Linked DNA regions of Mus musculus: all the other regions are linked to region 2. Evidence: chromatin loops called from intact Hi-C (ENCODE). Cell type or tissue: heart. All regions are shown on one strand. Links, peaks and the distances in the headings refer to the core of each region. The heading gives the core; the rest is flanking DNA. Region 1 overlaps Dtnbp1 (dystrobrevin binding protein 1). Region 2 holds the start of Gm33195 (a long non-coding RNA gene). Region 3 has its middle 12 kb from the start of Gm33489. Region 4 holds the start of Jarid2 (jumonji, AT rich interactive domain 2). Region 5 has its middle 8.9 kb from the start of Gm33684. Region 6 overlaps Jarid2 (jumonji, AT rich interactive domain 2). Region 7 holds the start of Gm33489 (a long non-coding RNA gene).

What was found. Peaks named below come from ENCODE experiments on the same cell type or tissue, not always from the same donor. Only the 100,000 strongest peaks of a DNase experiment are listed, where the experiment ranks them.
Region 1: it touches region 2 in a loop (3-fold over the local background); 18 of 42 quality-filtered maps call a loop at or near these places.
Region 3: a loop joins it to region 2, with 3 times the contacts of the local background. A loop is called at or near these places in 6 of 42 quality-filtered maps.
Region 4: it touches region 2 in a loop (4-fold over the local background); 16 of 42 quality-filtered maps call a loop at or near these places.
Region 5: a loop joins it to region 2, with 2.6 times the contacts of the local background. A loop is called at or near these places in 4 of 42 quality-filtered maps.
Region 6: it touches region 2 in a loop (2.5-fold over the local background); 11 of 42 quality-filtered maps call a loop at or near these places.
Region 7: a loop joins it to region 2, with 5 times the contacts of the local background. A loop is called at or near these places in 4 of 42 quality-filtered maps.

The regions. Positions count from the first base shown.
Region 1 is chr13:44,976,244-44,980,243 of GRCm38, reverse strand. All of the region lies in intron 5 of Dtnbp1 (dystrobrevin binding protein 1), which reads left to right. Among named protein-coding and RNA genes, the nearest start is that of Dtnbp1, 24 kb to the left of the region's middle. In heart, for the core only: a CTCF peak has its summit at 2,246 (motif pointing right); no DNase peak of the experiment used is centred there.
Region 2 is chr13:43,862,516-43,867,066 of GRCm38, reverse strand. Gm33195 (a long non-coding RNA gene) reads right to left here and starts at 3,853. Exons shown (of 3, transcript XR_873323.2): 1 at 3,740-3,853; 2 at 1,028-1,245; 3 at 1-759. In heart, for the core only: CTCF peaks have their summits at 2,104 and 2,310 (motif pointing left); DNase peaks (open chromatin) are centred at 1,766, 2,356 and 3,166; H3K4me3 peaks cover 1,620 bases; H3K27ac peaks cover 3,111 bases.
Region 3 is chr13:44,054,520-44,059,070 of GRCm38, reverse strand. No RefSeq gene overlaps it. Among named protein-coding and RNA genes, the nearest start is that of Gm33489, 12 kb to the right of the region's middle. In heart, for the core only: no CTCF peak of the experiment used is centred there; DNase peaks (open chromatin) are centred at 690, 2,770 and 3,210; H3K27ac peaks cover 3,889 bases.
Region 4 is chr13:44,728,977-44,733,527 of GRCm38, reverse strand. It overlaps Jarid2 (jumonji, AT rich interactive domain 2), which reads right to left and starts at 2,257. Exons shown (of 18, transcript NM_001205043.1): 1 at 1,612-2,257. The coding sequence starts at 1,656. In heart, for the core only: a CTCF peak has its summit at 2,140; DNase peaks (open chromatin) are centred at 2,267, 2,867 and 3,697; H3K4me3 peaks cover 3,967 bases; H3K27ac peaks cover 3,884 bases.
Region 5 is chr13:44,157,167-44,161,717 of GRCm38, reverse strand. No RefSeq gene overlaps it. Among named protein-coding and RNA genes, the nearest start is that of Gm33684, 8.9 kb to the right of the region's middle. In heart, for the core only: a CTCF peak has its summit at 1,995; a DNase peak (open chromatin) is centred at 2,097.
Region 6 is chr13:44,831,799-44,836,349 of GRCm38, reverse strand. The region is part of intron 2 of Jarid2 (jumonji, AT rich interactive domain 2); the gene reads right to left. Among named protein-coding and RNA genes, the nearest start is that of Jarid2, 100 kb to the right of the region's middle. In heart, for the core only: a CTCF peak has its summit at 2,762; no DNase peak of the experiment used is centred there.
Region 7 is chr13:44,044,657-44,049,207 of GRCm38, reverse strand. Gm33489 (a long non-coding RNA gene) reads left to right here and starts at 4,089. Exons shown (of 4, transcript XR_382281.3): 1 at 4,089-4,307. In heart, for the core only: no CTCF peak of the experiment used is centred there; a DNase peak (open chromatin) is centred at 2,577; H3K27ac peaks cover 1,229 bases.

The sequences.
Region 1 (4,000 bases), core at 1-4,000, 1.1 Mb before region 2:
CATGTGAGATAGCATCTTGTCAACACAGAATATGCTCAAAGAAAGTTGTTTTGAAATTGTAACACTTTTATCTAAACAACTTAATTTCATAGAATCAGTACTGATACCATAATGGAAGCTTTATAAAACCTGGTTTTATGGGTTAGCTTTTTAAAAATGTCTTTGTCATTGATGTACTTTAGGAACTAATATTCAGTGAGCTCGGGCATCATTCTTAGGTTCTGGAAGTGTTTAGTGTTTCAAATGATAATTCATACATTATTGAGTTTCCTTTTTGATAGCTTCAAAATATTAAGTGCCCTGTCATAACCTAAAAATTTGGGCATCATCTCACAAGGCTTAACTAGTTAAACAATACCAAAATTTAAATGCAACTTAGAAGAAAATAGTAACTGACCTTAACTGTGATTTTTTTTAAAGTGTGTGTGTGTGTGTGTGTGTGTGTGTGCGCACGCGCACATCCCCATTTGCCCTCCCGTGACTACATTCATGAGTTTGAGTGTGGGCATACATGCTGTGGTGTGCATGTGGAGGTCAGAGGGCAACCTTGAGTGTCTCTTCCCACTTTCCTTCTGTCTGTGTTGGCCTAGCTGGCCTGTGAGCCTCCGGTGATTCACTAGTCTCTACTGCCCATTTCCCTGTGGTAGTGTTGGGGTTACAGATGGGGACTGCAGTGTTTGGCTTCTAAAATGGGTTCTGGAGATCTGAGCCTAGGTTCTGAACGGAGAGCTCTAGCCAATGGCTATCTTATTATCCCAACTTTGACTTTTGTTTTCCTGGCTCTGTGGGATGTAATACATTATCCACTCGTTCTCTCCATTTTCCAGGCATCGTACATCTTTTGGTCTTGGCATTGTTTTCTGGATGATCTGCCTTATAAGAGTAAGGGATCTATATTATGTCATGATGCTTTCAGCTGTGCTAGCCTGTGGCTTAATAAATAGGAGTCTTGGAAACCTAGCCCCTCAGGAATTGTTAAGTAGCAAAGGCTAATCCATTCTTATTGATTTTTTTTTTTTTTTTTTTTGGATGTGGTCCATCTAGCTTACAAATGCTTGTTTAATTGATAGCTACTGGTAAGACTGCGATTTAGGAAATAAAGATAAAGGTATGCTGGAAAGTGAGAAACTGGATGTGAACTCTGATCTCTGAGACAGTGTTCCTTGCTTCGTTCTCTGCTACAAATGAAGATCAGGATAAACTGGCCCTCCATGCCTGCAGTAGGTTCTGCATCCATAGATTCAGCCAACTGGACACAGAAAATATTTATTTAAAATTGCTTATATTGAACACATATACAATTTTTTCCCCAATCATGTCATTTCCTAAATAATGCACTACAGGCATTCACATAATATCTTCTACATTGTATTTGGTATTTTAAATCATCTGTGGGAACCAGTCCCCCAGGGACCTGCTTGTGAGGGTAGTTGGAGGATTAACTGAGATGACAATGTCAACTCACTTAGCACAGTGCCTACTATGTCTCTCCTGTGTACTGTGGCCCTGCGTACTGTGCTCTAGAGCAAGCCTGAGTGTCTGCCATGAGGGGACTGACAATCTACTAGAAGTTTGTCTAACTTGGCAAATTTACAAAATCTTTCTTTCTTTCTTTCTTTTTGTAACAAAAGATGGATACTATGTAGTTTAGATTGGGAGACAAAACCATGATATTAAGTGTTGGAAGATGAGGGCTGGGATGTAGTTCAGTTTGTAAAGCTTTTACCTAGAATGCAGGAAGCCCCGGGTTTCAACCGCTGTCTAGCATAAATCAGCAGCCAGCGTCGATGCACAGCGCAATCCCAGCACTTGGGAGGGAGAGGCAGGGGAATCTGAAGTTCACAGCCGTCCTCTGCTACCTGTGTTACATGAGACTCATCTTTTAAAAGATCCATCCAAATGTGACAGGATAAACAGCGTAGTAGTTTGTGCATCGAGAAATGCTTTTAAGGATAAAACAGAGTTCGTATTAGATGAAATAGTCACTATGTACTCTAATCAAAGACTAGGACATATGAGTCCAGAAAGCACTGTATTGTTATTGCTAGGCATGGTGCTTCATGCATATATTTAGGAAGCTAAATATATTCATTCCAGTATTTAGGAAGCTGAGGTAGGAGGAGGGCCTTGAGTTGCAAGCACCTGGGCCAAAGGGTGAATTTGAGTTTCAGTTCAGTGTGATCTGGTGAAGTAGGAAAAAAAAATAAAAAACCCTTCACTTATTGAGTTCTCTTGAATTTCCACTAGAGGGCAGTCTAATCATGTTCCTTTAGCAAATTTAAACTGTCAAGGCCTTGTCTTTCTGTTTTTTCTATTACTTAATTTTGTGTGATCTGCTTGAAGATTGTTCCTTTGTCTACAATAGAACAGTCCACTAATTCTAAGATAGGTAGCAGCCATATATTGAGTTTCTGTGTTGCTTTTGATGGGTCTTCTATCACTGTGTGGCTTTCTCTATATAGACTGTGAGAGCATCTAGTAGGAACTTTAATGGCTGTGTTTCACAAACCAGATCAGCTTGCCCAAGTTCCTTCCAGGGTTAGTCCCATCACAGGGTACAGCAACTCTCTCGGCACCTTTTTAGTCTACTATGAGAATCTCATTTGTTCTCTAATGGCTTTTGCAAGTTAATGCACCTTTTAAAGATTCCTTATTAGCATATCATCATTACTGTATTGCCTCAGTACATAAAAGTGGGGCGCAAGCATTTGAAGAGTTTTCCATTTTTTAGCTCCTGGCCCCTATGACCTATGAGTATGCAGACAAAGAAGACACCTTTGTTCTGTGAGGCTAATTATTTTGATTAGAAAGAAGCTCATTAAATGTGAAATAATCTTAGTATGCTACTTCAATCTTCACATCTCAGGCTGTACTACGTACGGATCATATCTACTTGAAACAAATGGCACAAAGGAAAATTGCAGGCTGAATTGTTCCCCTCTGGGGTGGTCTTCTCACCAAGATCTGTGGAGCTCTTTCTTGCACAGCTGTCAGGCATTCCCAAGTGGCTCTCACAGTGAAATTCCCTGTTGTCTCCACCAGTCACTTAAAGAGACATGCTGTTAGAGTGAGCAGGATGCTGAGAGAATGCTGAGGCTTGACTTCCTTGTCTGTGGAGCCTTGCTAGTGTGTGTGTGTATTCTAAGTTGTACATTTACTCATTTGTGTAGCTGGTATTGTAGCAGGTGAGTAGGTTGTATTAGGGTAGTTAAATTTCTGCAAATTTAAAATAAATATTTGGAATACATATCATGTATCTATTCATGATAATTTAATTAAAAAGGTATAAATGTAACATTTTTTCCTATACTTTACTGACTTGGTTTGGTGTGAGTTGGAATGCAGAGTTGGTGCAGTGGCAGCTGTTTGTCCTCCTGGCAGGTGAGAGGCAGAGGAAGACCATCCTTGACCATGAGTACAGAGCCAGCTGGGCAGCCTGGAACCCTGTCTCACTAAACAAAAGGAAGACTTGACATGGAACAATTCCCACTGCCTTTTCTGCTCCAATTTAGGATCAGGTGGTAAAGTTTGATGCGACTAGGAAGGTAGCATCACGTGACTTAATGTTTCCTAAGTCCTCTGTTTTAAGTTAGTCTTTTACAAAGTTTGACATAAGTTCTTAATTTAGATTAATATGAATCATAGAATAATAAAATCGCCAGAATTTTGTTGAATTCCCCAGGCTACCCAGATTAAGTGTTAGGCAATACAAAGACACAGGATGCAGTATTTAGACCTTAGCTGACTCCTGGGGGGGATGAAGGAACAAGTAGCCACAGAGTGTCAGTGAGGTGAGTCTTCATGAAGTCTAGAAGCATGGATAAAAATACAGCCAATGTCTGGGCCAGGGCTAGCATGGAGCCTAGTGTGACACTGGGGATAAGGAGGGAAGGAGGGAGTGGGGAGGAAGGTAGGGAGGGAGGAGGGAGGAGGAGAAAGGGGCAATCAGAGCAGCCCCATCCCAGCCACAGCCGGAATGGAGGCAGGGCACACAGGGTTC
Region 2 (4,551 bases), core at 319-4,318:
TATAACTTATGTAGGACACTAATGGAACGTATGATATGTATGTAGGACCATAATGTCAATGTTTACTGTCACCACTCCCCAGTTCAACACAATCTCACTGAATGGCCTTCCTGGTCCATCCCGGGATTTGTGAACCGTCTGTGTGTCCAGACAACCTGAGATGTGACCATTGCATTGACTTCTCGGCATTCCCAGAGGTAGGCTCCCGTGTGTGAGCTCCTGCTTGCTGTACAGTTGCTTCAGCTTCTCTGTTTTGCCAATCACTGGTCTGTGACTCAGGCCTTTTGTCCCAGTCTGTTGTCTGTAATAAAACACCTTAATCGGGGAAACTTGAAGAGCAGAGAATGTATTGCTCACTCGCTGTTCTGGAGGGTGAGAATTTGAAGACCAAGGTGCTAGCAGATTTGGTGCCTGGTGAGGGCCCACTCCTTGCTGAATAGGTGGTGACGTGTGGGTGTTCCTCACATGACTGAAGGGGCCAAGACAACCCTTTTCAATCACCTCCTTTATAAGGGCGTATCTGAGTCATAACTGAATCACATCTCCAGAGACCGCACCTCCTAATATGATCACATTATATATTGGGTTTCAACATACATTAGGGAATGGGAAACAACATTCAGACCACAGTAGGTCTAGTAGGTTCAACTGTGCCTGAGTGGTGATATACCTGGAATATGGCAATGCATCCATGCTGGCTCACTCCTGGGGGAATAATCTTGTGGGGTTTTCAATTCTCTCCCCATTGCTGGACATCTCCTAAAAATGGTTCCGTGGCATAGCCAACCTATTCTACTAGGAGGCCACTCACTCTGATGAAGGGAGTGTTAGTACATCTAGTAACCCAAGGGAGGTTAGTACATCTGTGTTTTGCTAACTCTTGGAAACAGAGACTGTTTAGCAGCCCTTCCACCCCTCTCCCTCCTCACCCCTCTCCCTCCCCACCCTTCCCCACTCCTGACTTCACTTTCACCACAACAGGTAGCTGACTCTGTGTTTCCATGGTTCCCCCAAATCCAGGACACACCTGTAAATCTCTCCAGGTGATTCTTTGATATTCACCTATGTAGACTCTGTTCTGTTTCCTGCTGGTCTCTCCTAGGTCCTGAGTCCGGAAAGGACATCCTCCAAGCAAAATCCAAGAGATAGTCTACACCTCTCCTCGGAGCACAGGTGGGAGAGTGTAGACCTAGCAAGCCCAGCAAAAATTCCAGACTCAGTTACACCAGGCTTCTTTCGGGAGTCCTGTTAGATGCAAATGAATGTCAGGTTAAAACAGACAAAAGATACCTGGAGATCACCTGAGTGCGACTCAAAGGCTCTGCCCAAGTGACAGATCTTCTCCTGCCCTGTGGAAGCCCAGGTGTGTTTCCCCTCCCATCTCCACATTTAGCAGTGCAGCTCCATCACCACTAATGCTGCCGTCTGTCTGCCTCGCTCAGACTCAGTTCTTTCAAGACGTCGCCAGAACTAGAGACAATCCTCAGAACACCTGTTTTAAGGTAAAAAACGCAGAGGGGGCAGGTTTGTGCCTACGGAAGAGGGGAGCTTAGACAACAGGAAGGAGGCATATGATTCCCGCACAGGACAAGGAGAGGAAAAACAAAACAAAACAAAACAAAACACCAAAAAACGAAGAGCGGCGGGTGGTGGGGGAGGGGGGTAGGCAGGCAGTAAGCCTTGAGGACTCTTAGGCCTCGCAATAAATGAGGACGCCTGGCGCCTGCGGCGGGGTCAAATGGGGTCAGACAAGCTTATCCCTGCGCCTGGGAATTGAGGGCATCCCGAGGACAGCTGTAGAACAAGAGTCTCCTGCGCCCTCCCCTTCTAGGCAGGTCAGGAACCATGGAGGCAGGAGCTCTCTCAAGGTAGTGTCAGCGGCATATATCTCTGAAATGGAAGCGACGTCGGGCTCTGTTCAGAATCCCGACGAGAGACAAAGAGTAGCTGTCAGTGTTGTTCGCCTCCACGAGAATCGATGCTTGCTGTAGGTCCCTAAAGCCCAAACCAAACCAAACACTCCTGGAAATATCAACAGACTTTGCATCTGTGACAGGCTCCCCCAAACTGTTTCTCCGAGCTCTTAACAACAAATGCATGCCTTTGCAAATCGCCCCCAAAGCCACCCAGGACATCGGCGGCTACCCCACCCCCACCCGATCCCTTGCCTCCAGGCCGCCCGGGAGGGCTCACGGCCTGGGCGCATCTGCTGGAAAGACTGGAAAACTTTTGCCAGACCAAGGCTGGTCCGGTGCTTCCAGGGGCGTGTAGCCACGCAGCACGGCACTGCCACCTTGTGGCCGGCGGCGGCATCGCTGACGACAGCCAGCAGCAGCCAGCGCAGGACTGGAGCCTGAGGCTGGGCAGCAGCGCACGTCCGCAGGAAAGCACTAGGCTAGCAGGGGCAGGGGCGGAGCGCGCTGGCGCCGGTCACGTGGGTTAGCAACAGGCAGCAGCCAATGACCGCGCTAGTCAGGTGGCGCGTGCGCTCGGAGACTCCGGGAAGGCGTGGAAGGCTCTGCCTCTGCAGAGCAGGCTGCCTGGGGGAGTGGCGGGTCGTTGTGGTTGGAGTTCCGACCTCGCTGTAGAGCTGGCGAACCAGATCTTTAGCAGAGACCTCTATGGGGGACAGCGAGTGAATGAAGAGATGGCAGAAGGGACATGCCCTTGTCCCCCTGCTTCAACCACTTGTTGCTTTTGCTAAAAGCCTTAGTCTGTCACCTAGATGCTCGTACAGGATTAAACAGAGTAAGGATGCTCCTGGTTGTCAGTGGCTCAGTGCCCTAGAACTTCTTGCTACAAATGGTATCAAGATCTTAAGGAGCCTAAAGGATTGGTCAGCGGAGGACAAAGCAGAGAAAGCCAGGAATTGGGTCACAGAGGGGGAAAAAAAGTCAATTTAGTTGGTTTTAATTTTCCCCATTGGAAAAGCCGCATTCAAAAGTACAAAGAATGACTTTTGTGGTAATCCCACCATGTTGACATAAACCAGCCCACCCTTGAACACTGAGCTGACCACACTACAAAATGTTAGGTGGGGGAATCAGAATGGGCTCTGACAAGTCCAGTCTCCAAGGGTTTTTGGGGCCGAGCACATTGTTTCTTGTGAATGGCCTCTCTCCCTCTCTCCCGTCTGGTTGTGGTTCCCCTTGCACACTGCCCCTCTGTAACAAATCCAGGATTGCCCCCAGGTGGCATCTAACCCACCCTGTATTTCGGGGCACTTTGAAGGACTATAAGCTGTTTCACCATTGTAGGATGCTGTTACAGAGGCAAAAATGGCTCCGCCTCCAGAATCTAGCCATCCTTAACATCCCCCTCCAAGTTATTCTTTGACAGCCTGCACCCACTGCTAACTACTCAACTGAAGGGGTAACTTTCTAGCCTCTTGTCTTTTATCGTTTTTTTTTCTCTTGAAGGTCATTCGGGGTCAGATTGACCCCAAAGGTGGTGGAAATGACCTGTCCGCTAAGAACAGGAAGAAGTTTGGGGGAATCTTCCAAGACAGCTTCCTTGAGAGTAGCCATGCCTTTCATCCACAGATCTCACTCTGTCCCAACTTCACCTGAGCCAGAGAGAGTCCTCAGAACACCAGATTTAAAGTAAAAAATACGACATCTCAAGCTTGTGACCATGGGAGAGGGAACTTAGGTAACTGGAAGTGGCCATAACACACACACACACACACACGCACACACACACACACACACGACAAGGGAAAGGGGCAGAGGTAGCTAACCTTGAGGACTCTCCTAGGCCTTGCACTCCAATGAGGACTCCTGGTGCCTTCAGCATAACCAAATGGGGTCAGACATGCTTATCTGACCATGTGTTTTCTTCTTTTATGTATATATTAACACCTGAGTTTAACCATTACTTTATACAACAGGCCTCGTAGACCCACTAAGTCCTGGCTAATAATTATATTTCTGCAAGTTCCTGGCTGGTATATATGTTTACATTTTGAGTCCATGAATATGTATTTAGTTCTAAGTAGCAGATCCCACAGAGCCACATAGGTACTAGAGAATACCATTGCATGGAGAGAGAACTGGCAAGTGAGGTAGATTCCTGAAATAAGTGAGCAGAGATCACCCTGCCGCCACAGCCAGGCGCCAAACCTTCTCCCCTCCACTGGTTGATGAGTCTGCATCTGCTTCCTCCAGCTCCGGACCCCAGTCTTCAGTTCTTCTTGGGGTTCTTTTGATCACGGAACAACTGTCCCTGTGTTTAACAGTTATAAACACAGTGAGACTTATGGGCCAGGGAATCACAAAGGAGACAGAGCCGCGCCTGGCTCCAGCCTTGGCTCTTGCATTTGACAAAAATCCCTAACACTCAGCACATTCTGACAGTCTGAACTTGGTTTTCTTCAGCTCCAGGATAGGATGGAGTTTCTTACTTGGCAACTGCACAGGGTTGGGACTCAAGGTCCCAGCTTTCTCATTTACAAATTGAGGGATATGAACTTTTTGGGTTTTTTTTTTTTCTGTAGCTGATTCCCTTAAAAGAAAAAGGCAGTGTAAAAGCCCAGCAGATGAAGCCACAGGT
Region 3 (4,551 bases), core at 329-4,328, 190 kb before region 2:
ATTTCACAGGTAAAAGAACATATTTGGGTCATCTAGGTGGTGGGCTCATCACACAGATTCCTATGTCTAACTCCTAACTCCAAAAGCCTCAGAATAAGACTATGCTTAGAAATCAGAGGTGCAGGCTGGTGGGCTCGTTCAACAGGGGAGGGTGTGCTTGCTTAAGCCTTACCACCTAAGTCCCATCACCAGGACTTCACGGTGGGAGGGGGAAACTAACTCCAGCAAGTTGCCCTCTGCCTTCCCCATGCGCGCTGCACACGCACAAAGGAACACAGATTCTCAAATTAAAAGTAAGTGAGTGTTTAGAAAGAGTTTTACAGGTCTAAGAATTGATCATGGTGATTCTATTCTGGAGCAGAGTGGGCTTACCGCCCTGTAAGACCTGAGCATCCTCATAATAAAAGAAACGTAGACACATAAGGAGAACATTGTGTAAAGGTTAGAGTCTGGCTACCATGAGCAAAGGATCTACCAGAAGGCAGGAGAGAAGCTTAAAATAGATCTCTTCCTAGTGCCTAAAAGGGAGCAGGGTTCCCCCAATGTCCTGTGCTAGGAGCTCCAGATTTAGAACAGTGTGATAACAAATGTCTGCTTTTCGAAGCCACCTAATAGAAAGTACTTGGCCCTGGCAGTTGAATATGGTCTTCTCCTTGTCACTTCTGCCTTGCATTCCCCTCTGACCCAAATCTGAAAGCTGCCATCCTCATGCCACAGAACAGTGAACCCTGCCTGTGTCTTTGACCTTCATGAGTTCTGTCTTAGGTCTGTGTGATAGCCATGCTTGGACCTCTCAGGCTTTGAGGCAAAGAAGTCAAGTGTTGGATGGCTTAAGAACATTGGCATCTGAAAGGTGTCAATTGTACGGCCCTGGTTGAGCCTAGAAATGCAGGCAGGAACAGAAACGGACCGCAGGGGCAGATCCACAGTCTGAACTGTGTGTTTGTAACTCATGGGTGAGTAAATAAACTGGTACAGGGGGCTGGAGAGATGGCTCAGTGGGTAAGAGCACTGACTGCTCTTCTGAAGGTCCTGAGTTCAAATCCCAGCAACCACATGGTGGTTCACAACCATCTGTAATGAGATCTGACTCCCTTTTCTGGAGTGTCTGAAGACAGCTACAGTGTACTTACATATAATAAAAATAAATAAATCTTACAAAAAACAAAACAAAACTGGTACAGTGGTAGTTATAGCCAAAGTATTCCCTAGTTTGGCATGTTTACAGGGAATATCAGTTCTCTCACTCTCTCTGTCTTTCTCTGTGTGTCTCTGTCTCTCTCTGTGTATGTGTGGCACGCACATATGCGCACTGAGATGACAGCGCTTATCTCACACTTAGCCTTGAACAGCTATGGACGTAAAACTGATAATAGATTAAAGAGAAAACATAGGTTCCTTTATGCACATCCATGCAGTTATTCAAGAGTGGCTCATAAAGACGAAGATTTGCTTATCAACCTCCACAAAAAAAGGTGAGACAAGTTTAAAGCATCAAGAGGAAGGGATGGAAGAGTCTTTGGTTTTCCTCAATGTCAATGGGAACCCACAATCTGTCTCCTTCTTGAATTTGTAAGAAACTCTTCAGAGGGGAGTTTTGAGCAGGGTAGAGTTTTGGAAGGTTCTACTTTAGTTAATAAGGCGAGTCATGAAAAGATTTTTAACTGTGTTTACATTAAGATAATATTTAAGCCCTTCAATACAAATATGCATATATGCCTATACATGGATGTACACATGCACATTACACACACACACACACACACACACACACACACACACACACACACATGCATACGTGTGTCTTGAGTTGCTGAATGGCCATTTTCCCAATAGTTTTGAGTACTCTGATTCTGGAGGGGACATTATGCTAGCTTCACCTTCTAGGTTCGGAGTAAACCAGCCTCACATAGGGTCTCTACTTGGACCATTTACTGTATTCATTCAAACCACTCTCACGCCGTCTCTTCCTTCACTCATCTCTGCCCTTTCCTAAGACTCTGGGAGATGAAGGAGCAGTGAGCATCGGCTGGGTGGTTTCCTTGCTCACCCCTTCTGGATCTTTGGCTGCTTGGGACATTTCCCAAGGACCCTCAGAAACAGCAGCGAAGGAACAAGTGCTTCAGATGGCTCGTGCTCCCGTGTGAGCCTGCTTGGAAGAGAGCCAGAGCTATCTGGGTTTTAACATCCCTTGAATCCCAACATTTGGGAAACTTGGTGTATTAAACCCTCTTGCCATGTCCCCAATGTAATATAAGAATCTCTTTACACAGCGAGGTCCCTGCTGGTTCTTGACGGTGCCCACAGAAATTATTCTTTGTAGTTTAAGGACATTTCTCCCTCCTTCCTCTTCGGGGAGGGCGCAGATGGACCACTCCCCAGGGTTCTGCATCCCATCTCAGGTCCAGCTGTAATGTTTATAGCATTTCCCACACCCCACACTCGGCCTGCCCCACCCACTGGGGTCGCCTGCTTTAGCAGGGGTTTCACCCACAAAAGAAATGTTGCTGGAAAGCCGATTTGTCAAGAAAAGGTGACTTTTCTAAAGAATGGTTGGCTCAAGTAAGGGGGAGAAACATCCCTGGTCACATGTGTGGCCAAGTCCCCGTGGATGTTTCCGTTCAAGAGGTTCACCGCCTTTGCTACTGTTGAGCATCAGCATTGAGCATCGGGAAGGTGCTTTGAATAGATGCCTTTGCTGACAGGGATCCCTTCGCTTTGTGAATAGAGAGATTACTAAACAATGGAGCTATTACATAAGGAGCAGGGGCTGGCTGGAGCCAACAGATCTGTACCCTAGGTTTACAGAGCTATAATTATCCAAAGTTTTAAAACACAATGATGTCTGCTGAAAAGGAACATCTGGGAGGGAACCAAGCCATCCCCATTAAAGGCACTGCGTGCATCCCGCAGATTGGATGACTTCAAGTTAATGGGGTGGCGATTTTTTTTTCCCAGATGTCACTCAAGTTAACAAATGTGCCGAAAGGTTTAAGCAGAACAAATGTGCGGAGGGGAAAAATTCCAGATCAAGGAAAGATTTATAAGATCAACTAGAACTTGGCTGCAGAAAGCATTCCAGGCGGCCGTGATGAACGCTCACGGGGAGAAAGCAAGACTTTACGAGGATTTTTCCCATATGAAAATGAAAGCCTCTTCCAGTTGTCATTTCATTTCAAAATAAACTCTCTTAACCTCCCGAGAACCCCGTGTGAAGAAGTAAGGCAGGCTGGGGTGGTGGACTCTGGACTAGGAGGTGGTGCTGCTCCTGGGCACATCAGTAGGTCTGGGAGACTGGACTCTTTATAAATAGATTTGTTCCCGGTGCCAACACTGAACTCTGCTTTGAGAATGTCAGTTACACCCTGCTATCTTCCACAGTGATCTTTCCTAAATCAAGCTGTAGTCCACAGGCTTAGGGCCCCTTGGCATATTTTCAAGTATACAGTTTACATAGCCAGTCTTTCCTGCTGAGGACACGTCTTCTACGTAAACAGCCAACACGTCTAAGAAAAGAATAAAACAGAAGGAAAGATTTCAAGTTCATTCTCTTCTGCCTAGGAGAATGGCTCCTTTTTTTTGTTTGTTTGTTTGTTACTTTCCCCGCCCCCACAAGGTCTCACTATGTAGCCCAGCCTGCTCTGGAACTCTCACTTTGTAGCCTAGGCTATCCTCAAAATCCAGGTATTCCTGCCTCAGCCCCCTGGGTGTTCCACTCACAGATAAGAGCCTAGGAGATGGTTGTCTTAGAGGAGTGAGTCTTATGGGGGTGGGAGGCAAGGGTCACGGGAGAAGAGTTTCTTCTTTCCTATCTTATAGGACATTGTGGCCGTGTCACCAAAGAGGTTGCTATGCACCTACAGCAGAAGCCTGATAGCATTTTGGTCATCCCAAGTGACACAGCAGGACTAACAGTAAGAAAATGTTCCCCCGTTTCCTCTAGCCACCTTGTCTGGCTGTCGCCACACTCAGTTCTTCTATGAGACCCTTTCCTCGCCTCCAGCACACTACTAGTCCTCTATTTGATGGTTTCTGCATACAATCCCTGGATTATGTTGACGGAGCGCATGACAGCTTTAACCAACATGTTCACCAAGGAGGGAACAAGTTTGAGGGAGTTTACCAGCATCCCCAAAGCTACTTGTGTCTAGCAGCAATATTATAGCAACATGAACATAAAAACAATAGTCACCAACAGAGCCACCCTACCGCCATTTGAGCAAGCCTGTTTGTCTCCGACCTTTCACCTGCATCCTCTACTGCTGTGTTATTTTCCCATTTCTAATACAGCCATCTACATGCAAATCGCTTCTATTCTGCAAAAGCCCCTAGAAATTCTGAACTCAGATGCACAGTGTTGAGGACTGAGCTTTGTTGCTTTGTTCTACACTTACTTGTCTGTTAGGTGAGTGTGAGGACCACTACACTGAAGAAACACCCTTAATTATTTGTGTGTGTGTGAGAGAGAGAGAGAGAGAGAGAGAGAGAGAAAGAGAGAGACAGAGACAGAGAGAGAGACAGAGAGACAGGGAGAGACAGAGACAGAGGCAG
Region 4 (4,551 bases), core at 306-4,305, 870 kb before region 2:
CCCGTGCACCCTCCCGGCCGGCTGCGTCCGGAGCACCGCGTGAGCAGACTCGGCTCCCGCAGCAGCAACTCACGCTCTGCCTCGCACAGCCACCGCCGGCTTGCGGCCGGATGTCCAGACTCCACAGGGTCCGCTGGCCTCCAGCAAAAAAAAACAAAAAAACAAAATGCCTACCCACGGTGTTCTCCAACTTATCGGGGTCCGGGATAGGGTGGGGGTTCTCGTCCCAAGTTCTACCCCATATCCTTTGTGGCTACGTCAGGAGACATGCTCTGGGAAGGAGTCCACGCTCCAAGGCAAGGCTGTGTGTCCATGCAGTTTCTACACATCGAGTTTAAACTAGTCCTTTGCGCTTTACCCGGCCCACTGCAATGCGGATGTATTTTAATTCTTAAATTCCTTATGGAGTAGGCTTTGTAAGTTGAGCTTCATTTAATCTTACGTTTCTTTCAAGTTAAGTTTACGTGTATAGATTAGGATCAGCTCTCCGGGAGAAATTCAGGTTTTCCATTAAATGTGTGTGTGTGTACACATTTAACAAAACCACTGCCCAGAAGGTCATCTCCCATTATACACTCCTCTCTAACCAAAAAGGAAAAATATTAAGACCAAATCATCGACCCTAGTTAAATAAAACTTTCTCATAGGGTCGCATTGTTCTTTATTTATCTTCAAGGGCCTTTTTTTTTTCTGGGGGAAAAAAGTGTACTTTGCTCTAAAGCATACGCAGCTAACCACCGGATCACTCGAGTGCATATTTGGTTAATCCCCTGGTTTCCCTCTCTACTCCCTCCCCCCAAACTTACAAAAAAAAAAAAAAAAAAAAAAAAGCCACTACACAAAACAAAAACACTCCCTATGCCAAGCAAGACGCTGCTATACTGTGCACAAAACAAACCTAACCATCACAACCCAATCTCAGAAACCCAGTTTTCAGGGAGAAATTATTCGTATTAACATGCATTCACTCAGGCACACATATACTTTTACATGAGCTATGTTTTTCCCCTCAAACTAGAAACCATGAATCTTTAGAACCAAAACCAGCCTCTTTATAAAAGTCAATACCAATAAATGCATTCCCAGTAACATGATTCCCAACTGGGTCATGTTGCAAGCTAGATAAGCCAAAAGGGCCACATATATTAAATGATGTGCCAGTGCTAGAAGATCGCCATAATCGTACTCTGGATTGCAACTTAGCTTCCAACACACATACCTTACACGATTTTCCAAATAACACTAATAACAGGCTCATTTGTATGCAAAGTGCAATATGGGACCAAATCCGCCCGAGAATGCAGTTAGATCACTGCGGGGGCCCCCACACACAGAACCCCAACCTCCACCAAAACCCCTTGCCTTTCACCAAAACTACATCAACGTTGTGTCATTCGAGGTCAATTTATATACTTGAGGTATCTCTACACCAGTCTGTTTTCTCAACCAAACTAGGCAGACACGACTTTGCCTGAAAAGCCCTTTCGGAAAAGAAAGAGCTTTATCGGACGCTGTTTAAAACCTTTCAGCTGCAGAATTATCTATAAACTTGACATTCACAACCATCGCTTAAAACTGCAAGCCAAAGGATGTGTTGTTAAGAGCACTTACGTATTTCTTCTGAATGATATTCCTCTTGGGTCTTTCCTTGCTCATTCTGAGATCCAAATGCTGATTGCAAAAGGGGACAATTGCTTCATGAATTTAAAGCCGTCAGAAATTTGCAAAAAAATATCCTGGTGGTTTTTATTGTTGTTGGTGGTGGTTGATCTTGTAATCCGACTTTTCTTCCTCTTCCCCCAAAACCAGATTCGCCTTGAAATAAATCCGAAATTGAGAAGGATAAAAGAAAAAATATAAAAAGAGCCAAAGACGAGCGAAGCAAACAAGAAAAATTCACTTTAGTAAAACACTCATAATGGAAAATTTCCCCCGAAACATACAACAGACACAAAAAAAGAAAAGAAAAAAAAAGAAGAAAAAAAAAAAAACCGACGCCCTTCACTCCCCCCCTTTTTCTTCCAAAAACTACATCAGCGAAACGTGAAGGTCCTTAGTATCTGATCTGTAGTTACATCTTGAAGAAGAAAAAAGGAAAAGATAAATTTAAAATGTTGGAAGTCACGTTTGTGCTGCAGCAGCAGTGCGAGCAGAAGAGTCAACTCCAGCGGCGGCGGTGGCGGCGGCAGCACCACAGCGGAGGGCTCGCCGAGTCTCTTTTTTCCAAGCCCCTTAACCAATGAGAGAGAGGCTAGCCAGCCCAACTTTAAATGGACTCTGCTTTTATACAAGTTAGGGCTCCTCGGCTAATTCGCCACCTCCCGCCAGCCGAAAACTCCCACAGCTGAGCCCCCCGCACGCCTGCCTAACCTCTGCCCACAAGCCCCGGCCCGGTGCGGAGAACTCCCGCAGCCCCGTCGACGAGACCCCGGAAAGGCCTCCACGAAGCCTCTGCGGGCCGCCCGTCAGGCGCCTCTCCCACGCCGAGCCCAGTCGTGGAATTGAGAGAGGCTCCCTAGCTCAATGCATGGCACGCTCGGTCGCTCCACCTCAGCCCCTTCCCCCCCCCCCCCCCCACCCGCAGTCCGCTCACCCAACAGTCGCCGCATGCAAACCTTCGCCACTGCCCTCACGTCTACCTGCAGCCGGGCAGCTGGGTACCAGTGCCCCAGGACGCCCGGCCCGGGGGAGAGCCGCCTATTCCCGGGGCACCTTAGAATAGTCCCCTTGATCTTCTGGAAGTTGTAGTCCCTTGACTACAAAATGGCTATGGCCACGGAAGCGAAGAACTACAATTCCCAGCGTGCCCCACGCCTCCTGTCACTCAACTCCCTTTTCCCCGATCGCTTCCCCCTCCCCCTTCCCCGGGCCCTGCCAACAAACGCTTGGACGTGTCCCGCGTGCGACACTGCTAGAGGCTGGCTCGGGATTGGCCCGCGGAGCGTGTGGTCCGGGAGCGAGGAACTCCCCACGCCGGCCCCGCCCCCCAGTCCCCTCCCCGCGGGGGCCGCCCTCCCGGCCCGGCCCGGCTCGGCCCGGCCCCGCGCGCCCCGCCCCGCCCCCACCCCGGGCGCGAACCGCCTGTGGAATCGAGGAATCGGCGCGCGAGAGCGCGCCCGCGGGCCCGCGAGGGCAAGCCGCCAGGCTTCCCGGGGGAAAGGCCTCGGAGCGTGGCGGCGGCGGCGGCGGGGGGCGGTGTCAGCGAGGGGTTGGAGCGGGTCCTCAGCCAAACTGGGCCACGCACCAAGAGGGATCCTCGCTCGGTGCGAACTCGCTGATCGGCAGCGCCCGCTTGCTTCAGCCGTTGCCGGCGGTGTCACCTCAGGACAAGCGCCCGTGTGCCGAGCAAGCGGGCGGCCGCTCGGCCGCCGGGGTGGTCCGAGGTCACGGCTCCAAGCCGGCCCGCGGCCGCACGCGACCCCACGCGCGAGGCAGACGCGGCTGGGGCAGCCTCCCGGCGAAAGCTCGCGGCCTCGTGGTCGCCGGCCCGCGTGCCCGCCCCTGTCCCCGGGGCCGACGCGACCCTAGGCCGTCGCCGGTGGCTCCGAGGTGAAGCCCCGCCGTCCCTGGAGACGGTGAAGGGGGTCTTTACCCTCAGGACTAGGGCTGTCCGCGACCGAGACTCCCAACGCCGAGGTGAAACCGTGAACGGAAAAATGGAGACCGACCCCCCAACACAGGCAGCCCGTAAGGAAGCGTCTCGAACACTGAGTGCCCGAGAGCCCAATGGTCTGTGCCCCGCAGCCTTACCTGCCCCAGCCCCTGCCCTGCCCAGGCTCGCCAGTCGCTCAGATCAATGGATCGCAGGCCCTGCTGTCGCTCTCGGGGGCATTCGCAGGAACTTTAGCACGGCTCCCAGCCTCGGCGCTAATTTCCTGGTTCTAACCTATGGTCTTCAAGGTCCTGCTTTTCAAATCTGACTGGCTAGCCTCAGGGAAGCGAAAAGGCTTGGAGCCTCTCCCATCCACCTGCAGACACACATTGGCTTCTTCCTCTCTCTCCTCCCGGGCAGTCGGTTCCCAAAACAAGCACTCCCGAGTCACGACCATTCCACTGTTAGTCGCAACAGGGCAACTTAGTCATGGTGTCTAGAAGGTTCTAAAAAAGCGAGTTAACACCTATGGATTCAGAGGTCACAGTGGCCACTTCAGACAAGTTGAGCGATGGCTTTCCTAAGCTGCTCAGTTTCCACATCTGCAAGTTGATTCCGGCCAAAGCTTATGGAGAGGATTATAAAGTAACAAAACCCTAGTTTAGAACCATGCAGGTTATTGGACTGTTTCATGAGTTGACATAAGACACCCTTATTTTTAAAAAGTTATACCTCATTATTTGTCTTATTTTTTAAGTTTCTAAAACTCATGTTCATTTTACAAGCAGAAAAATTAATTGCCTGTGTGTCTTAAATAATGCACAAATTGTTCACTGTTTCCGTTTGGTTGGAATGATCGAATACATTTCTATTTTACAGTTCAGTTTTGACCACCCAAGTGACTTTATGGTCGTCTTGACACAAGGTGCTTTCCAAACCCATTCGGATCATTACGACCT
Region 5 (4,551 bases), core at 323-4,322, 290 kb before region 2:
CTTCTCAATTTTTGAGTCCAATGCTCACTTTAAGTTTTTGTGTGGCTATGAGTTTAATTGCTGTCAGCCTTGGGTTGGCTGGATGCTGATAGGTTTAAGGAATGAATCCATTCACTCAGCAAGCAGATCTGGGTTTCTCCTTATCAAGCAAGAGACACTTCTCTATGGTTGGGGCCAGGCGCTCACCTATCAGGATTTGGCCCTGGCTCACACAGTAGAACTCGTTTAAGATCACAGGGAAATGGTTAAGAAATGATTCTACAGTAGCAAGCTATCCTGTGGGTATGACCAGAAGATGCCGTGCTGAGAATCTGAAGAGCTTGACTTCCATTGGACAGGATATCAAGATTCTAAATTTGAAACTTACATTCTCTTGTCTAGAATTTCTGTGTTCCATTCCTTATTCTATAACCAGCCTCTAAGAGACCTCTGTTGGCATCTACCATATAGAGATGCCCAAACCAGGGTGATCTATGACAAGCAGAATGTTGAGAAAGTGATGGTGAACCCCCTTCTAAGCTTAGGCTACAATCATATCATGGCTTTGGTCTTGGCTGGTATGTCTCACTTTGCTTCTTTCTTGGACCATTCTATCCAGGGAACTAAACTTTCAGGTTGTGAGCATCCATCCCTGTGTTAGGTATTGGGTCTACAGACGCTTCAGTTTGGATCCACTTGTGGCACTGTTGAGAGGTGGTAGAACTTTTAGGAGCTTGGGCCCAGTGGAAGGAAGTTATGTTGTTGATGACATACCCTTGAAGAAGATATTGGGATTCTGGCTCCTTCTTTTTCTCTTTGCTTACCAGCTGTCACGAGGTGAGCAGCTTCCTCCAACACACTCTCCACTGTGATTTACAGCCTTACCATAAGTCTCAAGTGTCAGGATCAGGCAGTCAGAGACTGAAACCATGAGCCCAAAGAAACCTTTCCTCCTTTAAATTTTCTTATCTCCTTGCATTTTGTCATAGTAACGCAAAAGTGACTAGTATAATAGAGATGAGAAATACCCCTTCTCTATAAAACAAATTCAGTTGAGACCGGGCAGTGCTGTGAAGCAGATACAATGTAGTTGGAAGATATGGACAAGGCCCCAGGTGGAGCTGACAAGCTGCCTAGCGGATTCAGGAAAGCTACTTTGCTTTAGCTTCAGTTTGCTGAAGATTTGCCTTTTAAACTTTAGGGAGGAAAATAGATTCCTTTGAGGTGACTGGGGAAAAGGGAAAGAGTGGGTCTTCCAGGCAGACAGCTGTGCATATGAGGGAAGGAGATTGGGCTCATTAACAATATAGTGGGAGAAAATAACTTTTTGGAGCTTTCATTTATGGGTCCCACTGAAAACATAAGGAAAGCATGAGAAATGTGTTTTAAATTCTTACAGTTCCTTAAGTTTTAAGTTACGAGTGATCGCTTGAAACTCTTAGACCACTTGAGATCTACACTGTCCAATATGGTAGCCATCAGACACGTGTGGCTGTTCAGTTGATGAACTAGCCCAAATCAAATACGATGGAGTATAAACAACCAAATTTTGAAGACAGACCAAAGAAAAGTAATGTCTCTCATGAGTAACTTTAACACTGAGTTGGGGAGATGACTCAGTAATTTGCTGGCTGTGTAAGCTTTGTCCCCAGTTGTTTTTTCTTTTCTTTTTTTTTTTTTTTAAATCCAGATGTGCTAATACTCCTTGATAATCTCAGTGTTGGGAAAGCAGAGACTCCCAGGGGATCTCTGACCAGCCAGCCTGGATGAATCAAAGAGTCTCAAAAACCAAGATAGATATAATTCTGAAGAAAAACACTCAAGGCTGACCTCTTGCCTACATAAACATGTGCACATGCACGTACATGAACACACACATGCATATCCAAACCTAAGTACATTTTGAAATGCCTTGATGGAAAAGCTCTTAACACTATCATGTGTCAGTGTGGCATTTTTAATATATTAGGTTGCACAGAACGCATCTTTCTGATCAATTTCACCCATTTTCTCTTTTTTTGCAAATGGGCCACTAGGGTGTTTAACGCTCTACCCATGACTGTCCAGTGTGGCTATTTTTGGCTTCCTGCAGCCTAGCACTGGTTAGTTGGCTCTGGCAACATAGAGCAAAAGAGCCACAGGCACCAGTAGCTGTTCCGTCAGATGGATCAAAGGCATGGATGGGAGTGGCAGCCTGTGGGATGCTCTTGCTCACTGAGCTGAGTGGTCCAGGGTGAGGTCTAGGAACAATGTAGCTGGGAGGAGAGGATGTCAAGGTTCAGAATCCAGAGCTGAGTTCCCAGGTGCTGAGCAGCCTCAGACACATAAGCCTAACACAAGCATCTAGATGCCTTGTGGGCAAGAATGTGTCCATCAGGCTGCTTCCTGGACCTGGAACTGTCTCAGTTCAGAACTGTGCAGAGAAGCTCCAGCTTCTGTCTCCCGGCACTTCACGCTTGCCTTTGCTTTTACTTTCCAGGGCTTCCGTTGCCCATGTTCAATTCCAGCCCTAAAATATTAAGTGGAAAATTCCAGAAATAAAGAATCCACAAACTGTAGTAAATTTTATTGCAGTGCATTATCATAATGGTTCTATTTCATTGTTAGTTATTGTAACTCTTGTTATACTTGATTGATAAATCAAAGTTCATCATAAATATGTATATATATGAAATCTCTCTCTCTCTCTGTGTTTGTGTGTGTGTGTAACATTGCTGTTGTGTAGATGTTCTGCTACTCGATTTTCATGATGTTTTTGTTAGAATTAGGGTTTTTTGTTGTTGCTGGTCTTTGGGTTTTTTATTTTGCTTTTGCTTGCTTGTTTGTTTGTTTCATTTTGTTTGTTTGTTTGTTTGTTTGTTAAGGTCTTACTATGTAGGTCAGGTGGTCTAAACTGTATAGCCTCAGTTGACCTTGAACTCATGACAGTCTTTCCACTTCAGTCTAAGAATTAAGATTACAGCCATGAATCACCACAATGGACGGTAATCATAACAATTTATAAATAAAATCAGTGACACTCTGAGTACAGAGGTTGGCTGTTTCCTCCAGAGCTTGCTGTCAAACCATAAATACTTGAGACCTAGATGGCTTCATGGGAAGCAGGGCCCTGCCATCTAGGGCTTTCCCAATGTGTAGAATATAACACCATGGAAAAACACAAACTATCGCGTATCTCAGCACTCATGCGTTAAGCTGGGAGCCCAAGGGACAACAGCCACTGCTAGATTAATGAGATGTAAACTCTACCACATATAAAACCTGACAGCTAGAAAGCGAATCTGTCAGAACTCTAGGGGCTGGGGAAAGGGGAAACAGAGTTTCCCGTGAGAAACACTTACCTTGAGCCAGCACTCCCCCATCCCAACACTCCTCCCCGAATCATGAGCATTTGGTCAGAAATCACATTACTTATAGGGGCTGATAAAACTTCTTGCAAAAAAAAAAAAAAAGAAAAAGAAAGAAGAAAGAAAGAGAGAAAGGAAGAAAGAAGGAAAGAAAAAAGGAAAGGAAGAAAAAAGAAAAAAGATGGTTCAGAAAATCCTAGAGTAATATCACCACCAGGTCTATTTTATGTTTAGATTTACATATATCTCAAAATATAATGTCTAGGAACAAAACTGTATATACAATGGATTTTTAAAAAGTATGTGATTGAACAGACTAATGAAGAAATAGTGAACGGAGAACCGGAATATTGGCCTAAACGAAACATTCATTCATGTGCCCATGAGACAGAATTGGAAAATATGAAAGAAAGATTAAGAGAGAGAGAGAGAGTGAGCATGCGCTGAGGTGTGCCTGATGAAACAGCTCTAGCGTTGGATGTCCTAACTAGCCACAGGTGGCTACTACAGGGGAGTCACCAGTTTAACTGCTCTCTAATCAGTGTTCCAGAAGGGGTTAATTGTAGTGGGGAAGAGGCACAATCCAAGAGATAATAGCTGAAAAAATTTTCAGAATTAACCAATCATATTAATAATTATCCTAGAAAGTCCTGAAGTCATCTGTTTTCTGTTCCTGTAACAAAATACCCAAGTCAGGGTAACGGTTCTAGAGTCAAGGGATCTAGAGGGTCACCAGTGTCGCTGGTGATCTTCTGGTGAAGGTCTTAAGGCAGGTGAGGTACGTTGGGAAAGCATACGTGGGAAGAACAGGTCATATCTTCAAACAAGGACCCAGAGGGAGGCTGGAGTCCTATGGTCCGTTTTAAAGTCACATCCTCAAACTTACCTAAGAACCTCCCACTTACAGGCTCCACCAGCTCTCGGTGCTGTTTTTCTGGACATCAAGCCAGCATCTCACAAACAGTAAGGGATACAAGCAAACCAAGTTTGAACCATAGCATTCCCTAAATCTAAGTCAGAGGATTACAAATAAAGGACATCTGAAGGCTTTGGAGATAAACTGCAGGACAATAGTGAGGAGATACTTAAAAAGCAGCCAGAGAGAAGACAATAGTTACAAAGTAGCTGTTGATTAGGCCAGGAGGTGGTTGTTACAAAGTAGCTGTTAATTAGGTCAGGAGGTAGTTGTTACAAAGTAGCCGTCAAGAAGGCCTGATGGTGGTTG
Region 6 (4,551 bases), core at 334-4,333, 970 kb before region 2:
CTGCATTGCACGGGATTAGGGAGATGAACACACCATACAGCCTTGGTTCTTTGACAGAGACTTCACAAGGACCTTCCATGCATTCATCCAAAGGGGAAAAAAAAAAAAGACAACTCCTGGTCCAAAAATACAATGTAGACAATATGCCATATAAATACCAGAAAGTCATTCTCTGCCATACCCAATGAATGGGACAAAGCTAACACCTGTGTGTGTGTGTGTGTGTGTGTGTGTGTGTGTGTGAGTGAGAGAGAGAGAGAGAGAGAGAGAGAGAGAGTGTGAGAGAGAGAGAGAGAGAGAGAGAGAGAGAGAGAGAGAGAGAGAGAGATTGTTAGTTTACCATCTGGGTCCTGGGGATCAGGCCCAGGTCTGCATGTATATATGTGTGCCATTTGTACTCAGTGCACTTACTTGGAAATCAGAAACAAATCGTCAGTACCCATGTAAGTGCAACTAGAGCTACCATGTGAGTGGTTGTTGGGAACCAAACCAGCGTCCTTTTATCTACAAGAAAAAAGTGTTCCTCTCTGGGGGCAGAGGATAAGTACAAGGCCAGTCTGCTCTTCAGTGCTGGACTCAGGACAGCCAAGCCCACCCAAGAAAAACCACAAGTGTTCTAAACCATAGAGCAATGTCTCAAGACCCACAAAACCCAAAGCCCTTATGATGCTCAAAAAACTCTGCTTTAGAGGTGCTTTGGATCTCAGATTTCCTAATTATGTTTAGCCATCAAAGTCTCCAAATATACTGCAAAATCTGTAAACTTACTGCTACGGATTATTTCTGGTAATCTGATTATTTCTGCTACTAAGAGAATGAAAATTAAGATCCAATGTCAATGTTCATTCCAACACATTCAAAATTTTTGATGTGTTCAATATTGCTTGAGATGGCTAGAATCCAGGAATTCTGGCTTAATATGACTTGACAGATTGTAATGTGGATGACTATAAAGTATACCCTCGTTCAGTTTGAAATAACTGTTCAAAATAGGTCCAAAGGTTTTTTTCTTCCACTGTTTCATATTTACACCATTTGGATATTTTTCCATTCTTTGTTTTTTCCCTCCAAATAAGGTTTCTCCTTCCAAATGAGCAAGCAGAAACCTTTCTCATGCAGCTCAAAGGCAGTTAAACCACTACCACCGCAGGCAGCTCACAGATCTCAAGGGCAAGCAACTGCATACAGCGGTAGGAGCACCTGCTAATTCGGACCACCTTCTATGCTCGTAGGACAGTCCTTCCTTACCCACGCCATGGAGGAGAGCCTGCAAGGGGAAAGTAAAGGTGGCCGGGTCAAAGCCATAGCTCTTAGTATTAGAATGGATCCTGATTTCAAGGTACTGACATCCAGAACCTTGGAACGGTGCACACCTGGTCTTCAATTCTTTCCAAGTGGTCTGCTCCTGCGTGCAGCTGCCTCAACCCTAATCACCTTCTGCAGGGTGTGCTTTCTACTAAGACGTCAAAGGAATCCTCACCGATTCTGAGACTGACACTCCTGAGAGAGAGAAAAATTACTACTTTACTTTTAGAAATAGAAAAACAACAGGAGCCAAACATATAGGGCTTTCTGCTGCAGAAAGATTATGTCTGGAGTGAAGGAGATCCTGTAGGGCTTCTCTTAGTGTTGCCATGCCCTGTTTAAAGTCCATGGGAAACTACAACAGCCTATCCAGGCAGAAGGACAAAAGGATTCCCATGAGGAAAGAAGGTAAGGGTCACTTTTCCAGGAAAAGAACCAGGACGGGCTGAGGTGCTTGCAGAGGATGGAGATAATGCAGAATGAAGAGAAGAAGTAGTTATAAATACCATCTATGAACCATGTGAGCAGTTGCAGAAATGAGCTCTCTTTTTTTTCTTGGTTTTTCGAGACAGGGTTTCTCTGTATAGCCCTGGCTGTCCTGGAACTCACTTTGTAGACCAGGTTGGCCTCGAACTCAGAAATCCGACTGCCTCTACCTCTCGAGTGCTGGGATTAAAGGCATGCCCCACCACGCCCGGCAGAAATGAGCATTTTAACTGACTCTCCTGCTTCCACTGGATTCCATTAAGAATACATTTTTACATATTTGTATTTTCTTTCAATTTCTTTAACATCAATTAAAATCATATTTGTGTTTGAGATACTAAAAGGATGCTGCTCCCCAAGAACCTATTGTAAATTTAAAATAAGCATCTGTGGTTTTACAAGAAATGTTGTTAGGCGTTATTATGACCTGGTTATTGTTTGGGAATTGAATTTAGTGAAAATAATCTATGATATAAGGAGATATAACTGTGTGTCGAGTGGTGAATGACAAGGGGTGGATAGCAATTCTAGGTTGTCAATTTGACTTTATCTGGAATGAACTATAACCAGACAGAAATGGTGGTCACACTCGTGTTCCAGATCTCTAGGCTGGAATAGACACAGGGTTTTAATCCAGATCATGAGGTAGGATGACACACTTTTGATCAGGATCTTGACGGGATTGACACGCACTGCACTTTTAAGCCAGATCTTGAGGTACACTCCTTCTAAATGGCCTGTACTCCATCCAGTAGCCAGACTGAACCCAGCCAAATAGATTCAGCTGTACCTGTCTTTGATACAAGGCACAGTTTGGGATTACAAAGACGGCTCCTTAACATACATCAGCTCAAATAAGTAAGAGCAGATTACTCCTCAAACACTATTCCTAAACTTCACTGTTCTGCACAGAGAGGCTAAGAAACTGGACTTATGTGCACACTATTGTCCACTACCAAGACCAACCACTTGATGGCAATCTTAACCTATTCCCTTGGAAGACTTCTACACAAGCAAGGAGAGCCTGGGAAGGCTAGCAGAGCAGAACATTTGTGGGGTGCATAGTGTAGAAGGGGCTAGAAAGGCTATCTCCACATAGTCGAGATGTGCAGCACGTGGTGAGAATGAGAGGAGGAAGCAGGCAAACAGGAGATGCTAGCCTCCCACTGGAGTCCAACCCTACCTCTGCAGGAACTGGTAGGAGATGCATGTCTCTCAAACAGTTCAAAAAAATAGAAACCTAAGGCATCACAGTGCTTTCACATGACATTTCTCAGAACAACTTAAGGATCGACAGGGACAGCGACAAGCAACAATCAATTGACAGCACACTTCCACTAGTATCAGAACACTTCCAGGAATCAAAAGGTAGAGGTGCAAGTTTAAAATTACCGTAAGACTTTAAAGAAGCAAATCCTATGAGCACTTTGGGACAAGGCTTTCTTTCTAGTGTGCTTGTTTTGTAAGAACTGGGAAGATAGCCCTATCTATGACTAAGGCTGCCTGCCACCATGCCCAGTGACCTCTGTAACCCCATGGACCCAACTCTCAACAAGCTGTCTTCTGACTTTCACATGTTCACCACAGCATACAACGTCCCATCCCACACAAATAAAATGCATAAAACTCTTCTAATAAAGTAGAGTACATAGTAACCCACTCTGTACAAGCCAAAGTCCCGTGCAGAATGGGTAAATTTCCCTCATAGTTAGAACACCATGAGATCGTGCCCACGAGTGTGGCGCATCAGACTGTCTTCTAGCAAAGCTAGACCCAAAGACTTGTGCAGTATTAAAGAAGGCGGCAAGATGCAATCCCACGGGGGGTGGGGGGGACCACCTCTTTGGGAACAGTGGTGGCACAATACTAAAAACTGAATCAGCTTCTTGTATCTATTAGACAAGCAGTCCACATCCCTTCGAGACCCCCAGGTTGGCAAACCCTTAAGATCTACTGCTTGAGTCTGCCAAGTATCTAGGATTGCAGCATGGGCATGTGTCCCTGTGACAAAATAAAATAGCTTTTCACTAGATTCATTACTAAGTATGAGTCCTTTGAAAATTCTCCCAAGTCATGGAAGAAACAAAAGAAATAATAAATGAATGGGTTTTATTTAAGGAGAGAGCTTCAGATCTCCCAAGAGCCGAATCAGTAGTGAGACACAAAGCATGAAATGATACACTCATAGAAATGGGGGACATGTGGAGGAAGTGGCCCACTCTGCAGATTTATCCTCAGGGCTGGCCGGACACAGATGACCCTTCTCTTAAGCAGAAGTGGTAAACTACTAAGCTACTCATGTTCCTATCATCCTCCCAGCTTCCTCAGATGAGACAGCTATAAAGTTTTGTGAACTTTGGGAGGAAGGGTATGGGGGTGGGGGGCATGCCAAGAGGATAGATGAAATTTTGGCAGCAAAATAGATTAAGAAATGAATTGTAAATTAAGGGGTTTATACATACCTAGTATTACTAGATACTTTAAAATATCGGTAATCACTCTGCTAGCTTCAAAGATACACCGTATGTAGGACTTCTAACATTCATGTAGCTTAGAAATAAAAACGTATTTTCAACTGGTGGCGGGGTAGATAGAGCATTTCCACAAAGACTGCAACACTACAGAAGTTCACTGTGCTAAACAATATTTATAGCACCATCAATATACATATTAGAGTTTAAAACATGAAATGTGTTAAATTTAAAAACACATGTGGCCTTATCATTTCACAAGAATGAACACTAATAAGCAGATCCTATT
Region 7 (4,551 bases), core at 290-4,289, 180 kb before region 2:
GTTTGCTTATAACATCTTTGCCTTTACCTTTTTGCATAGGTGCTCCAATTTCTTCACTCTCTTAGTTATGTCTATTGCTGTAATAGGACATCATGGCCCAGGCAACTTATAGAAGAGTGTTTATTTACGGCTTACAGTTTCAGAGGATTAGAGTTCATGACCATCATGGCAGAGGGCAGCATAACAGTGGTCAGGAAGGCATGGTGCTGGGGTGGTAGCTGAGGGTTTACATCTTGAGACATAGAAGAGAGAGAGACAGAGAGACAGAGAGAGAGAGAGAGAGACAGAGACAGAGACAGAGAGACAGGTAATGGGCTATATTATGGTGTAAATCCAAAATATCCTCCATAGACTGGTAAGTTAAATCCCTGGTCCTCCATTGCTGCTGGTCTTTCAAGAGTTTGTGGAAGCTTTGGGGTGGTGGGTCCTGGCTGATGGAAGTGGCTCTGTGGGAACAAGCTTGAGTGGCACAGCCTGGCCCTGCATCTTCTCCTGCTCTCTGCTTTCTGATCCATCTCCCCTGTGAAGAACCTCGCCATATGTTTCTGCCGCGATGGACCGATCCCAAAAATCTTCCCTCTCATGATGGACTGCACCTTTTGAGACCCTGAGCCCAAACTAATCTCTTCTCCTTTAGATTGCTTGCATTACTTATTTTGTTATGGAAACAAGAAAAGAAACTAACTCAAGGGGTCTTTGGCTCATGGGGCCTATTATTGCAAGCATCAAGATTTGACTCCAAAACCAAACAAAGCTATAAAGCATACACCTTTAGCTAATGCACTCCCATTGTAAGCAACAGAAGCTGAAGGTCTTAGACAGCTCTCCCAAGCATCTCGCTCTCCTCTCATGTCTTACATGGATCTTAGTAACTAATTCTTGTGAGCATAGATAGGTGCAACAGCCTCCCAACATTTATTGTACCTTCTGTATGCTCGGCTGTTCCAGCATACAGATTTCAGAAATACAGGCCTATCAGGTTGTGAATAGACAGACCCAAGGTCCCACTCACCAATGGTTCGGAGAAGCCCATTTCTCCTTTATGCATGAACACTTCTAAAATGTGTTACAAAATTATTCGTTCTCGACACTGAGTATTGTATAGCGCACAGGAGGAAAGACGACGAGGCCAATGAATTGTTTGTTAAAAAGCAAGCAAACAGTAAAGCTGACTAGAACCACGAAACACCTTTTTGTAGGGCTGCCATCGTGTTGGAAGGAACAAGGTAATTCTAGGACACAAAACAGAGGCTTGGGAATTCTGAGAAGACTGAAAACAAGTTCCCAACGTTGACTTGGGGCATGGGTTAGTTATATAAATACTAGCCACCAGATATCTCAGGAAGACTGTCCTCAAACTTGACATTCACAGTATGTCCATCACACAATGACTGTCACAGAGTGAACCTCACACGGGGTCCATCATACAATGGCAATCACATGTGATTGGACTCTATTCTGTGTGTGCTTGTGGACTCTAGATCTCTGTGACACTGGAGTCTATTCTGTTTGTGGTGGGTGCTTGCCATACTTAAAATTGTGGAAGGTCTTATTGTTGTTTGTTTTTTGTTTTTTTTTTTAAGTCTGCTTTCTTCCAAGCCAGTGTAGAGTTTAGATAGACACTCTGTGGTATCTTGACCTTCTCACAAACAGTCTGGCTTTGTTCAAGTTTGTTTAAGCACAACATACTTAACTGCTATGGCCAACCCAGGTCCCTGCAGCATAGATACTCAGATTCTGCACCCTCCCAAGAGCCCAACAGTCCTTCTTTCTTGGGTCACTTGGAATCGCTATTTTCAAATTGAGAAAGTAAAAATGATATGGGGACAAGTGTCAAAGCAAGTATTTTCCTTCTTAAACTCCAATTCGTGAGGACATTTCTATTGAAGCAGGTAGTCCCCCCCCCCTTTCTCCTGAGTACAGAGGAAGACACATACCCCCCCCAAAATCTAGTCTCTTTCTTTGATCCCTGTTTGACACCAATTCATATTTCTCATATTTTTTAATGTTTAAAACAAGTATTTGGGAGAAGGGGGTACACATGAGTGCAGAATGTTTATGGGGAAGTCAGCGGATAGCTACAGGAGTTAGTTCTCTCTTTCCATCACGGAAGTCCCAAATATCAAACTCAGGCTTAGCAACAAGTGAACCCCCTAGCCAGTCTGACATCTTAGCCTGCCAACCGCCTAGCAACCACTTCTTATGTGATCATTGAAATCATGGAGAAGCTAGCACCAGGCTCAACTCAGTGATTATAAGATTCTCTAAGTAGCTTCCCTTGCTGTTTAATTTGAGACCTGTCCACCGTGTCCTTTGGCCACCTGCATGTGCAGTCACATCTGTTCTGGACCGCTGTTCTAGAATGCTCTTTGCCTTCCATAGAGTTGGTGATGTGTAGGACAGTCAGTAAAGTAAACTCTCCCCAAACATGAGTGAGCCTCACAAGGAATCCTTTGTATCAGCTGGGGCACTCCCATCAAGTTGTCCAGGGAAAGTTCACATGATCTCATTTCCCTCTCTTAACGTGACTAACTTAGGCACAAGACAGAAATATTCTTAGGAGATAGATGGCTTCCTCCCTCTCAGAGCTGGCTTAGAATAGAGGAACAAGGCCCCTGGGGGTCAAAGCAAGACCTCATGAACCCTCGATACTTTAAGACAAACAATGGGGACCTTATTCTAAATTTAGTTTGTAAGTAAAGGTTTTCCTGCAGGCTTCCTTCCTCACTGACCCAATGATGCTATGTCCTGGTACCTCCCCCCTCTCCCTCCCACCCCCAATCCCTTGTCTACCATTTTCTTCAAATGGCCTCTCTACTTAGATTTTTTTCCCTCCATAATTCTGCACAACAGAAAAAGACAAATAGATTTTTTTTCCTATACAACCTCACAACCATCGGATTAGAAGAAAAGGTGAGACTTGGAAAAGAGGGAAGATGGTGTCTTTAACATTAATTTCTGTGTCCCTGTGTTGTCGACACTAGGAGACGGAATGTTGGGAAGTACCTGGAATTAGTCTTTAGAGTCGGAAATCCCTCGTTGGGACTGAAGGCTTTACCAGAAGAAGAACAAATTCTTGAGTTGTCCTGCTTCATATCTAAGACAAAGCTAGGTCTCTTCCATGCTTAGGAAGTTTCCAAGCTGGGATGCCACTTCTAGACAAGGCTGTCATGTGCACTAAAACCCATAAGCCCTAAATTCCACACGATTTGTTCAGGGTGAAAACTCTAACCAGCAGTTCATTACACCAGACTGTCCTTCAGTAAGGTCACTGCCACACCACCTCTACTGTCCTGCTCTTGACATGAGGAAAATTCTCTGTTAAGAAAAAAAAAAAGCATCTAACAGGATGGAAACAGGGTGGTGGGAGCTGGATTCTGTATAAACAGTCTTCCATCCTATAGATTGACCAAGAACAACAAAAGGCCTCAAATCCACAGTCGTCAGGTAGAGACCCCAGGATACCAAAGTGTACTCTTCCTCCAGAAAACTAGATCCCTTATGTCACCTACAAAGATCAGTGTGTGTGTGTTCCTTGTGTGTCCAATGCCATCTTCTTTGCTATTGTTTGTTAGTCTGTATTAGGATATGAAGCCCATGGCGGCCTCAGATTTACAGTCCTTCTACCTTTGCTTTCCAGGCACTGCACAAGTATTTTAAATGGAACCAACACAATCATTTATTGCCATTGTTGGAGCACATCTCTGCTTCTTTTCCATGAACACAAGATAAAGCTATGGGCACATAGGTAGGAGCCACACTGTATAAAACTATGAACGTGTGTAAATTAAATGTTGTTATGTACATTGTATAAACTCTCACAGTTCAAGAGAAACAGGACTATGCTTCCTCCTTCTCCCCGTCCATCCTTGAATCAGGCTCTCTGTAGCTCAGGCTGTCTTTGAACTCATGACTCTCCTACTTTTCACTTCTCAAGTGCTGGGATAACAAGGGTGTTCCATAGTGCTGGCTCAGCATTGGAGATTTGAAATCCTCTGATGCAGGGACCAGCAGCCTCGAATCTATTTCCCTGGGAGACCTGCTCTCAGAAGCACTGTGAGACGCCCTTCTCCTCTGAGCCTGAGCTCTTCCCCTCCCTATTCAGCCTGGCTGCCGAAATGGCCGGCAGTGCGCAGGTACTGCCAGGTACGTCCTTCCCTCTCCATCACGCGCTCTGTTGGCCCCTCTGAGCAGAGTTTGCACCCATCTGCTCCTCTCACCCTTCCAGGCTGAAATAGGAGGTGTTGCTTTGTGGTGTTCCTACCACAGAAGACACAAGCCAGGAGCAACAAGGAAAAATATGGAGCGTAAGCCCCCCCCCCCCAACCACCCTCCACCACCCCCGTTTCCAGGTCATCAGCATGCGAGCAAACATGCATGAAAGTAAGTGCTAATGTGTTGCATGATTCAGTGTTTGCGAGACTCTCAACCCAGATAGCATAGGCCACGCCCCAGCATTACACGGTAACGAATTCTAATCACAACCCGTGCATGATGGCTGAAGCAGCCAACTCGCGATCAAAGTAAAGAACAAAATAACAACAATGCGGA